2 separate regions of the Homo sapiens genome follow, and region 1 is linked to region 2. A link is a loop called in an ENCODE intact Hi-C map of the cell type or tissue named here. Cell type or tissue: Calu3. All regions are shown on one strand.

Region 1 (5,000 bases), 150 kb after region 2:
TCCCTGAAGAAAGATTTGGAAAACCAAATCATGGGTCGTTCTGTTGAAGGAAAGAAGATAATCTTATAATAAATGTACAGAGTATAGACTATTTATCTATCTCTGTCTCTCTCTCTCTCTCTCTCTGTCTCTCTCTCTCTCTCTCTCTCTCTCTCTCTCTCTCTCTATATATATATATATATATATATATATATATATATATAGTCAAAAAAGGCACAAATAACATTAAAGAATTAGGATTTCTCTTAAATCAGGAAGAATCCTGGGAAAAAAGGGCAAAGAAATATCCAAAATCCTAACAAGTAGGGCTGTTGATGCTTCCAGAACTGAAAAGAAAATTCTTCTGGTTAATATCACAAACACAAACTAGAGAATTGCATAGAAAATACACTTTGAGAAATCCAGTTAAATGCCTGTCTCTCCTCCCCCTTGTATCTAGTTTTGAACTTGATCACATTCAAAGTAAGCAAGGAAGGCAAGCATGTAATGTCGAAGTCACATTAAAGGAATCGAATTTGTCTCTCTTACAACAACATGCTTCCGGTTCATAATAAATTAATCCAGCATTCTATCTCAAAACTGCCTCTTTTTATTATACTAGCAGATATTTCAGGGTTTTCCTCAGTGCTTACACACATGTATAAGTTTCCCATAGGGAGGATGCTAATTACAGTCCCCAGAATTAATTTTCCTATGTACAGTCCTCATTATCATTTAATTGCTCTAATCTGACAGAGACAGCCTGGACAGGGAAATCAGAAAGCAGACATTTCAACAATCTCAAAGTAGCTGGGTGGTTATCCCATATCACTGGGTCACCCTGCCCTGGAGTACCTGCACTCTATACCATGCTAGCAGAACTGCCCTATGATTTCAGGAAAAAAAAAGTGGAGGAGGGGGCAGGGGGCAGGGGTGGTGGCTCACGCCTGTCATCCCAGACTTTGGGAGGCTGAGGCAGGTGGATCACCTGCTGTCAGGACTTTGAGACCAGCCTGACCAACATGGCAAAACCCTGTCTCTACTAAAAAATACAAAAATTAGCTGGGCGTAGTGCCACAAGCCTGTAATCCCAGCTACTCGGGAGGCTGAGGCCGGAGAATCACTTGAACCTGGGAGGCGGAGGTTGCAGTGAGGTGAAATCCTGCCACTGCACCCTAGCCTGGGCAATAAGAGCTAAACTCTGTCTCAAAATAAATACATAAATTAAAAGGTAATTGAAAACAGCCTGGCATTTCTGTGTGGTTTAAGCTTTTCAGTGGACAGAGATGAGTAACAAGGTGAAAAGAAACACCAAACCCAAGCACAGTCCCACACATTGCTGGGGTAACAGCAGAAGAGACTGGAAAGATGCTTACATACCACTATGGATGGGTGGGGGCTTGGAGGCACCGGGTAGGAGGACAGAAAAGAAGACAGGATGCTTGCTACCCAGAAAGAAATGCAGCTGACATGCTCTGAGGAGAGGCAGTCAGTCATCAGAAAGCACAGGGAGTTTCTCCTGAGAACCATGTAGGGTTATGCGTTGAGGAAACTGAGCTGCTTGCAGACACAATCCTTTTTTTCCAGGGGTTTGTAACTCAGTGGAAAAACAGATCAGTAAAGTTAGATTTAAAATACAGTATAAGGAACACTCTAATAAAGGTAAGTGGAGAGAGTTATGCGATCCATAGGAATGGAAACTAGCTGGTTTTAAAGGATAAAACAGCGGTTCATCCATTCATTCATATGACAATAATCATAAAAATGGACAGTGACAGCTATTCAATATGCTAGATGGTACTTTACAGCTTTCAAAACACATTCATTAGAGCTTAACTTTATTACAACACTATTTGAAATCAGGGAAAGTATTATTGGCTTAGCTTTATGATATACTCTTGGACAGTGTGTTGAAGATACATTATTGTGACATGGATGATGTCACATTTTCTGAATTATAGCCTAGTGTTTTTTTCACATTGCTTATTATATATTTTGAATGAGCACCTGGAAATAAAGAGCAGAATTAGCCTTGGATTCTGCATTTTAGATAATACATAGCAAAGTGGAATTGGGAAGACAAGACAGATTGTATGTTAGAAGGTGGGACAGGATTAAATAGCGACATGATGTGAGTCATCAGTGTTGACCTCCCTGGCTTGTGTGTTGAGAAAATCCAGTGTGGAGACAGTTGGTTCTTTTCAAGTTTCTTAAAAGGCACAACACCATCCAACTTCCACCAGCCTATATAAATGCTATGTGGTTTAATTGTCAGCAACAATAAGAGAATACACAAGAATCAGATGATCTGGAAAAAGAAAAGCTTTATGGGTTGAATTCTGCCTCCTTCCCCCAAATTTTTGAGGGTATGTTGGAGTCCTAACCCCCAATATGATTGCCTTTGAAGATAAGGCTTTTAAGGAGGTAATGAAATCAAAATGATGTAATTAGGGTGGGCCCTAATCCAATTTGATTGGTGTCCTTACACAAAGAGGAAATTAGGACACAGACATGTACAGAGGGAAGACCTGTGAGGATACAGGGGAGGATGGCCAAGAAGAAGAGGAGAAGGCTTAGGAGGGAACAACCTTGCCAACACTTAGACTTCCGTAGACCTTAGACTTTCTTAGACCTTAGACTTTTTTAGACTGTGAGGAAATACATTTCTGTTGTTTAACTCCCCGTCCTCCACCCCTCCAACCATGGTATTTTGTTATGGCAGCCCTAGAAAACTAATACAAAAAGTATTTTCTCTTCATCATCAAGAATCATCAGAAATCTCTAAGCAAATAATTAAGTCTTTCCCTATGTAAAAATTCCTGTTCTCAGAGAAATGGGAGAAAACAAAACATAATAGGTAGTTCATGATGACAGACAGACTTAGTGAAGATGAGTTCTCTTAGAATTCTGGGAGGTGAGGTTGAAGGTGTGGTCTAATCTGTGAGCTGGTGTCTTACTGCCAACACATCAGACCAGCAGTGGGCACTTTGGTGGTGGTTGTGAGCAGCCAGCGCTGTTTGTTGGTTATAGAGAAAGGGTGACATCCAGTGGCTGGTTCTATCAGCCAAGCTCCTGGACACTGACTCAGGGTGCATGCCAGATGGCAGAGAAGGGTCTTCAGGAACATGGATGAATCTTATGTCCAGTTCAGTTCCTGGCAGGTGACAATGAAACTTGGGCAAAATGCAGTGATCACTCTATGTCCTAAAACATAGGGAGTGGGGTCCATGCATTGTTATTAAAACATTGAGAATACACTGATAGCAAAGAGAAGCACTATAAATTAACTTAATCTTCAATACACCTTACACTTGATTCTCTCTATCCCGTAGAAAAGACTCAAAAATGATTTATGAAAGGAGGAAAAAAACCCTCTGAACACATATAATACTATAGAGCCAGCTACTTTGATAATAGAATACGGTTACAATATATAAGGTATCCTACTTTAAAGATAGATATTGATAATAGTTAATAGATAAATAGATAGATAGGTGATAGACAGATAATGTAGTTTAGTTTAAACTTAAAGTTTAACTTGTAGTACCCAGTTAGTAATATCAAGAATGGCTTAAAATGACACAGCTGCAAACCCTACATACATCAAGTTGCCCAGCTCTTAGATAATATTGTTTTACTTTATATTATCTACTTTAATATTGTTTTTCTTTATTTATTAATATAGAAAATAATATTGTTTTCTAATAGCTTTTGCTTTGTTTTGGTTTGGGTTTTTTTTTTTTTAATCTTTGGGAGAAGCTAGGCTTTGAAACTGTGGATATTTAAATAGAGTCTGTCATGATCAGCTGGGGTTGCTAACCCTCACCGCAAATATTCTTTACAAAGCAGAAGGGATGCTCCCTGCCTTTGAATAATTTACATATCTATATATAATTTTTAAAATATTAAAACTAAAGATATACCAATGTCACATCCATGTATGCATTATATGTACATTTGGAAGACATGTGCTTTTTTGTGGCAGATGTAATGACTGCACTTCTCATTCTACTCAAATAGAGTACCTAGGAGACAATGTGAGACCCTGAACACATTTTAGCAGATCTGGGGTTGGTTGTTTCCTCTTCATGTGGAACAGTATAAATAAAGCTAGAAGTGATCCTGAGAACTATGCATGAAATAGATGTCTGGGGCCCCTTTCATGACCTCACTAGCCTATTGTTAAAGCCACCTTAGCATCTGATACTTCCCCCTTGCCACACTTGATCCCATAGATTGCGTATGCAGTGATATGAGTGCTGCACCAAAGCAAAGATCAAGTCTAATTCATTCAACAGTGTATGTCTATTGTCTTAAACAGTTCAAGACACACAGCAGGTGTTTCATAAACACATGCTGACCCTGGAAAGCCATGAGTAAAATTGACAAGTGGGACAAGAGAAAGATTAGATAAGAATGGGAAAATAGCTGGGAAATGGGAAGATTATATTCATTATATGTTACCATTCAAACATTGAAAAGGTTAAATAATCTTCAGAATGACATCAATTAAACTTTACATAAGACTAAAGTCTAAAGGGAAGAAAGGGTAATATTAGAAAGTAAACAAGAAATTTGCTCCCTGGAGCACAAATATGTTAATGGTTTCTCCTGGAATTGAGCAATGTGGCAACCCAATCAGAAATGGCTTCATGAAGGTGGGTCATAAGTGGAGCCTTGTGGGATCTGAATAAATTGAGAGAAGAAGAAACTATATTCCCCAAAATGATCAGAATGTAGAAAATTTTCTGGCAGCAAAAATGAGTAGGGCATATTTAAAAGACTTCTCTGAACTAGAGGATATTAAAGAATAATAGAAGTTAAGATCAGAAGGTCTATTGGGACCACATTGTAGATAGCTACTTCTAAGCTATGATGTTCAAACTTTGAACTGTGAGCAGTGACTTGTTGAAAGAACTTTAAGGAATATCAATTTGGCACTAATGTACAGGATAAGTTAGAGGAATCAGGAAACAAAGAGATCAATCAAGAAGCTGCTGCAGGGCTACAGTAACCAAAAC
Region 2 (5,000 bases):
TAGTTGAGGTTTAAAATATTAAGAGAGTAAAACATATAGTTTTACAAACTAAGGTTTGTACTTAATGCTACCCAATAAGCAAAAGAAATGATTACCATGATGCAACTAAGTTTTGTCATCATTTAAAACAATTACTCGCCAAAAATTTACCTGGGTTTATTCTTTTCAGGACATTCATCATAGGTGTGGAAGAGGAAAGTAGAAGACTATGGGAATGGGAATTCTTCCTTAATTTATTTGAAATACTTAAGGACATTTCAATTTGTTAAACCTTTGAAGCACATTTTGTAATCTAAGAATTTAATTTATTTAACTAGACAGTTGGACAAAAGCCTAACTAGAAATGGCCTCTTTTGCAAGATTTCTGTGTGCTTTAGAAAAGATTCCTGGGTTCAATGCCAAAAACAGGCAGCAGAGGGCCCAGGAAATGGAACTCTCAGGAGTCTTGCTGCAACTCAGGACAGTTTGTTACTCTCCTTTTAAAATTTCTCCTTGAAATTTGTACTTGTAAATGGTGAAAGATGTATTTTTCTTTTTGCTATAGGAAGAAAAAGTCACTAGAATACATGGATAAAGTGGTCTTATCGTGTTATTATAACTTATGGAAATCCACAAATAGCAATTCTAGTTATAGAAATATAGCTTGGCCAGTTAAGAGCTAGTGTGGAATCTTGCTGTTTACTTGCTTTGAGATTGGGTAACTACAGCTGTAGCTGGGAGCATACACTACACATGAAGGCTGTGCATATCGATGATGATTGTTAAATTTTGTGAAAAGGTGTTGACTCCATCTCTGCTCACTGTGTCCTTGCTTTGTGATGAATCCCATTTTTTGAGATTTGGAGCTGTAAGGTCCTAGACATCAGGACTGAGTAGTTTGAAAACATAAATCGCTCCGCAATGTTGCTCTTTTCAGCTCATGTGTTTATTCTTCTGTGACCCTTCAGGTTTTCACTTGACCTGCAGGATCAAGACTTGTTTTTTTTTCTAAGTCTTAGAGATGTCCCCAAAAGACTCTATCTGTTCTTAACTTACTTTGTTTTCATTTTCTGTCTTCTAGATCTTTCCACATGCAAATTTTATTTTGCATATGAAAAATTTGCTTATGAATGAAAAATATTTTTTAAAAAATTCTTTCAATATTTGTTGAATTTTACTGTGCTGGGAGCAGGGAATAGAGCAATGAACAAAACCTAAGGGACCCCTGATCTCATGGAATTTACACTGTAGAGGAGGAAGACTGATCATCAAATGTATAAAGACAAAAATCAAAATGAGATATGCTGACAAAAGACTTGAGCAGACAGAGAAAATAGGTGAGGTCTAAAGAGTGCAGGTGGTTACTGTGGATTGTCAGTTACTTTAGATTGGATGGGTAGGGAATGCCTTTCTGAGGAGGTGATATGGAGTAGAAACCTGAATGAAAGGACAGGGTCAACCCTATCAAGTAGTTCAAGTAGAAAAAAGCAATTTGTACAAAAGCCTCAAGGCGAGCACAAGCTTTTCATGTTTGAAGAATGGAAAGTAGGCCACCCTCTCTGCCTGTACTCTTTCCCATTCACCTTGGAAAGAACAGGTGTGCACAGGGGATATTTTTCTCATTCATCTCCCACTGGAGAATTAAGGCTCTATTGAATGCTTGAGCCTCCCTTCCTCTCCCTTGACCGCCACCTCTTGCATACTTCCAGAGGAAGAGGTGACCTCTTTTGGGAGACCTCCCGATCACCCTTTTAAAACACTGTTCTTCACTTTCTCCTGTATTCGACTTGTATTTGACAGCCTGCCTATTTCAGTGTGTGATCCTTGAGTTTCTCAGTAGCCAACCCAAGGCATGGATACAACTAGGGATTTACTGCTTAGAAGGACTTGAAGCCAGATCATTCAAGATAAGTCCTCTTTTGCAGGTCCAGAGAGGTGACTTGGCCAAGGCCATTTTGCCAGTTAAGGAGAAAAGAGAAGCAAAGGATTCTGCATCCCACCCAGAGCTCTCTGAATTACCTTGTTCTGTCTGTTGTAATATATCCGTCTGCAAAATTTTATTGTTTTCTCCAACTACTTTTTTTCCTTCTTCTCTTGTATATCATGGTTCTTTCACTTTTTGACCCTTTCATTCATGCTATTTCTTTCTAAAGCATGCCATTTCTTTGTCTCGTTTTTATTTAATATGAGGTGGTTTTTGACTTTAACTTTTTTCCAATAAACTAGATTAAATACAAAGAATGTCCATATTGAATCCTTCTGATAGTGAGACTGGTTCAGACGGATAATGCAGGTATACAAAACAGATTGACATTTACAGTCTGTGAATTAGAAACAAGGAAGAGGATAGAAGACTGCACATTGGTGAGATTTTTACAGAACTTTGTTACTCAAGATGCAAATCTAATAACCATGGTCAGTGGTGCATTTTAGGATTTCGCATTAACCCAACACCCTGGGGCTTCCTGGCCTAAGTGTAACATCTTCACTCAACCTTACTTAAGGTAGGAGTTAGGCTTACTGTCAGAGATAATGGACAGAAAGGATGTGCTGTAACTCTTGGGACCATGGAAAGTCAGACAAAAATAAAGTAAGAAATGGACTGAGATTGTTTAGTAAGCTGCCTGTGGCTTACTAAGCTATTTCTAATCATTAAAACGAGTTTGTGTAATGGTGCTGTTAGTAACTTTAAACGTATTTTTAGGAGAGCTGAAGAAATTCTGCCACTAATACTCAGACAAAGGAAACCAAGAATATCTATGAAACGCACAGATTGTATTGAACAATTGTTTCTCTGGAATGAGAAAGTATAACAAAGGAAAAGTTAGAGATCAATATAGGTTTTTCCATCCTCAAACACTGAATGTTTGACTAGGGCCATACCAAATTATTCTGATGTTTCCAATCTGCTCACTCCATGCCAGGGCTCCTCAGCCTTGGCACTATTGGCATTTTGAGCTGGTTAATACTTGGTTTTGGGAAGGGATGTGCTGCATGATGTACAATGTTTAGCACATCCCTGGCCATCAGTGCTCATCCCCACTCCATTATGATAACTGAAAAATGTCTTCGGATATTATCAAATGTTCCCTGGAGGGCAAAAATGCCCTCAGTGAAGAACTACTCTCCTTAATGAAGTTATCTTATTTTCTAAAAAGGATAATTCTGAATTATCATCTATGTCCTAATTCCAGCTAAGAATTTGAAGAAGCTTATGGGGGAAAAGCAAAGTTTGGTACATTTGTTGGTTTAAATACTGAAGGTCAAATGAAATGTAGTGGTGAGGGAGAGACATACACCCGATATCTAGGCTGAGGATAACAATTATATTTTAAAAATGTGCTTAGCTTTGAGATCCAAGAGGATACATTTAGAAGGAAAAATAAGTTGTATAATCCTCATTAATTTATAAAAGGGAAAAATAAATACTAATTTTCTACAAACAAAATTTTCTCAATGGCATGGATTTTATTGGGACAAACTTGGCAGAGTAGTATTTTGGTAGCCCTTTTTATTAGGAACTAAATCAATGTTCTTTCCATATTCATGTCTAATATTAACTCAAGATAAAAGCTGAGGAAAGAATTATAAACACTAATTTCATGAAGATATTCTCTACCAGATGTTCATCATAATTAATGTTAACAGTGCTTGAAAAAGAGAAATCATTCTTGGTAAATACACATGACAGACAGCCCTCTCTATGCCAATGGATTTTTTTTGTTGTTGTTGTGTATGAAGCAAATGGTCAAATGTAATCTTTGTCTGCAAGGGGATGGTGCTTTTTATTCATAAGTGGATTTAGTCTCCAAGATGAGAGTGAAATCAAAAGTGAAGGCTTGATGGGTTGACCATTCCGACCCCCACTGATGTCAATGCAGGCAGCACGTGGCTGGCAGAACCCCATGAGGACCTGGCCTCTGTGGTGCCCTGTCTGGAAGCCAGTATAAAGCCATTGCTTGTCTATTCGGTGCATGAAGGCAGGCCTTCTTGATTTCAGATTTTTTTCTTTTAACAGAAGGGTTGAGTTCATTTTCAAATAATGTATTAGTTTTCTAGGACTGTCATAAGAAAATACCACAGACTGGGTGGCTTAAATAACAGAAATGGGCTGGGCACGGTGCCTCATGCCTGTAATCCCAGCACTTTTGGAGGCTGAGGCAGTCAGATCACAAGGTCGATAGACTGAGACCAGCCTGGCCAACATGGTGAAACCCTGTCTCTACTAAAAATACAAAAAATAGCTGGGCGTGGTGGTGAGCACCTGTAGTCCCAGCTCCTTGGGAGGCTGAGACAGGAGAATCAAATCGCTTGAATCCGGGAGGCAGAGGTTGCAGTGAGCTGAGATCACATCACTGCACTTCAGCCTGGAGACAGAGCAAGACTCCTTCTCAAAAACAAACAAACAAACAAACAAAAAACAGCAATGAATTTTCTCATAGATCTGGATGCTAGCAGTCCACGGTCAAGGTGTCAGTAAGGTTGATTTCTTCTGAGGCCTCTCTCCTGGGCTTGCCCACGGCCACCTTCTCACTGCATCTTCACATGTTTCATCTCTGTGTGTGCACAACCCTGGGATCTCTGTGTGTCCAGATTTCCTTTAATGTGAACACCAGTCAGATTACAGTAGGACCCACCTGACAGCCTCATTTTCACTTGATCACCCTGTCTCCAAATGCAGTCACATTCTGAGGTACTAGGGGTTAGGTCTTCAACATATGGAGTTGGGAGGAACATAATTCAGCCTGTAACAATTAGCTTCCATGTCAGTACCACAGATTACTGGGAATTATTCTGATATGTTCATTATTCTCAATTAGTTCCACTAATCCATAAAAAGACATAGATGTAAAGAGAGAATTTTATCTACAGTGGCAGTGGGTTTCAAGTCTGGAATGTCCTTTAGGGCTGAGGCAGGCTTGGGGATGCTGTGACAAATTAAAGCGCCATCCTTTTTAGCAAGGGGAGTTTGCATTTTTCACAGAGATTATGAGTTGTATAAAATACAGTCTTCATTCCAC

What was found. A loop is a pair of places that touch in the nucleus more often than their neighbours do. Peaks named below come from ENCODE experiments on the same cell type or tissue, not always from the same donor. Only the 100,000 strongest peaks of a DNase experiment are listed, where the experiment ranks them.
Region 1: a loop joins it to region 2, with 17 times the contacts of the local background. A loop is called at or near these places in 11 of 110 quality-filtered maps.

The regions. Positions count from the first base shown.
Region 1 is chr13:101,784,076-101,789,075 of GRCh38, reverse strand. The region is part of intron 3 of FGF14 (fibroblast growth factor 14); the gene reads left to right. Among named protein-coding and RNA genes, the nearest start is that of FGF14, 130 kb to the left of the region's middle. In Calu3, no CTCF peak of the experiment used is centred here; a DNase peak (open chromatin) is centred at 2,985.
Region 2 is chr13:101,936,986-101,941,985 of GRCh38, reverse strand. It overlaps a transcript of FGF14 not described here. Among named protein-coding and RNA genes, the nearest start is that of FGF14, 23 kb to the right of the region's middle. In Calu3, no CTCF peak of the experiment used is centred here; no DNase peak of the experiment used is centred here.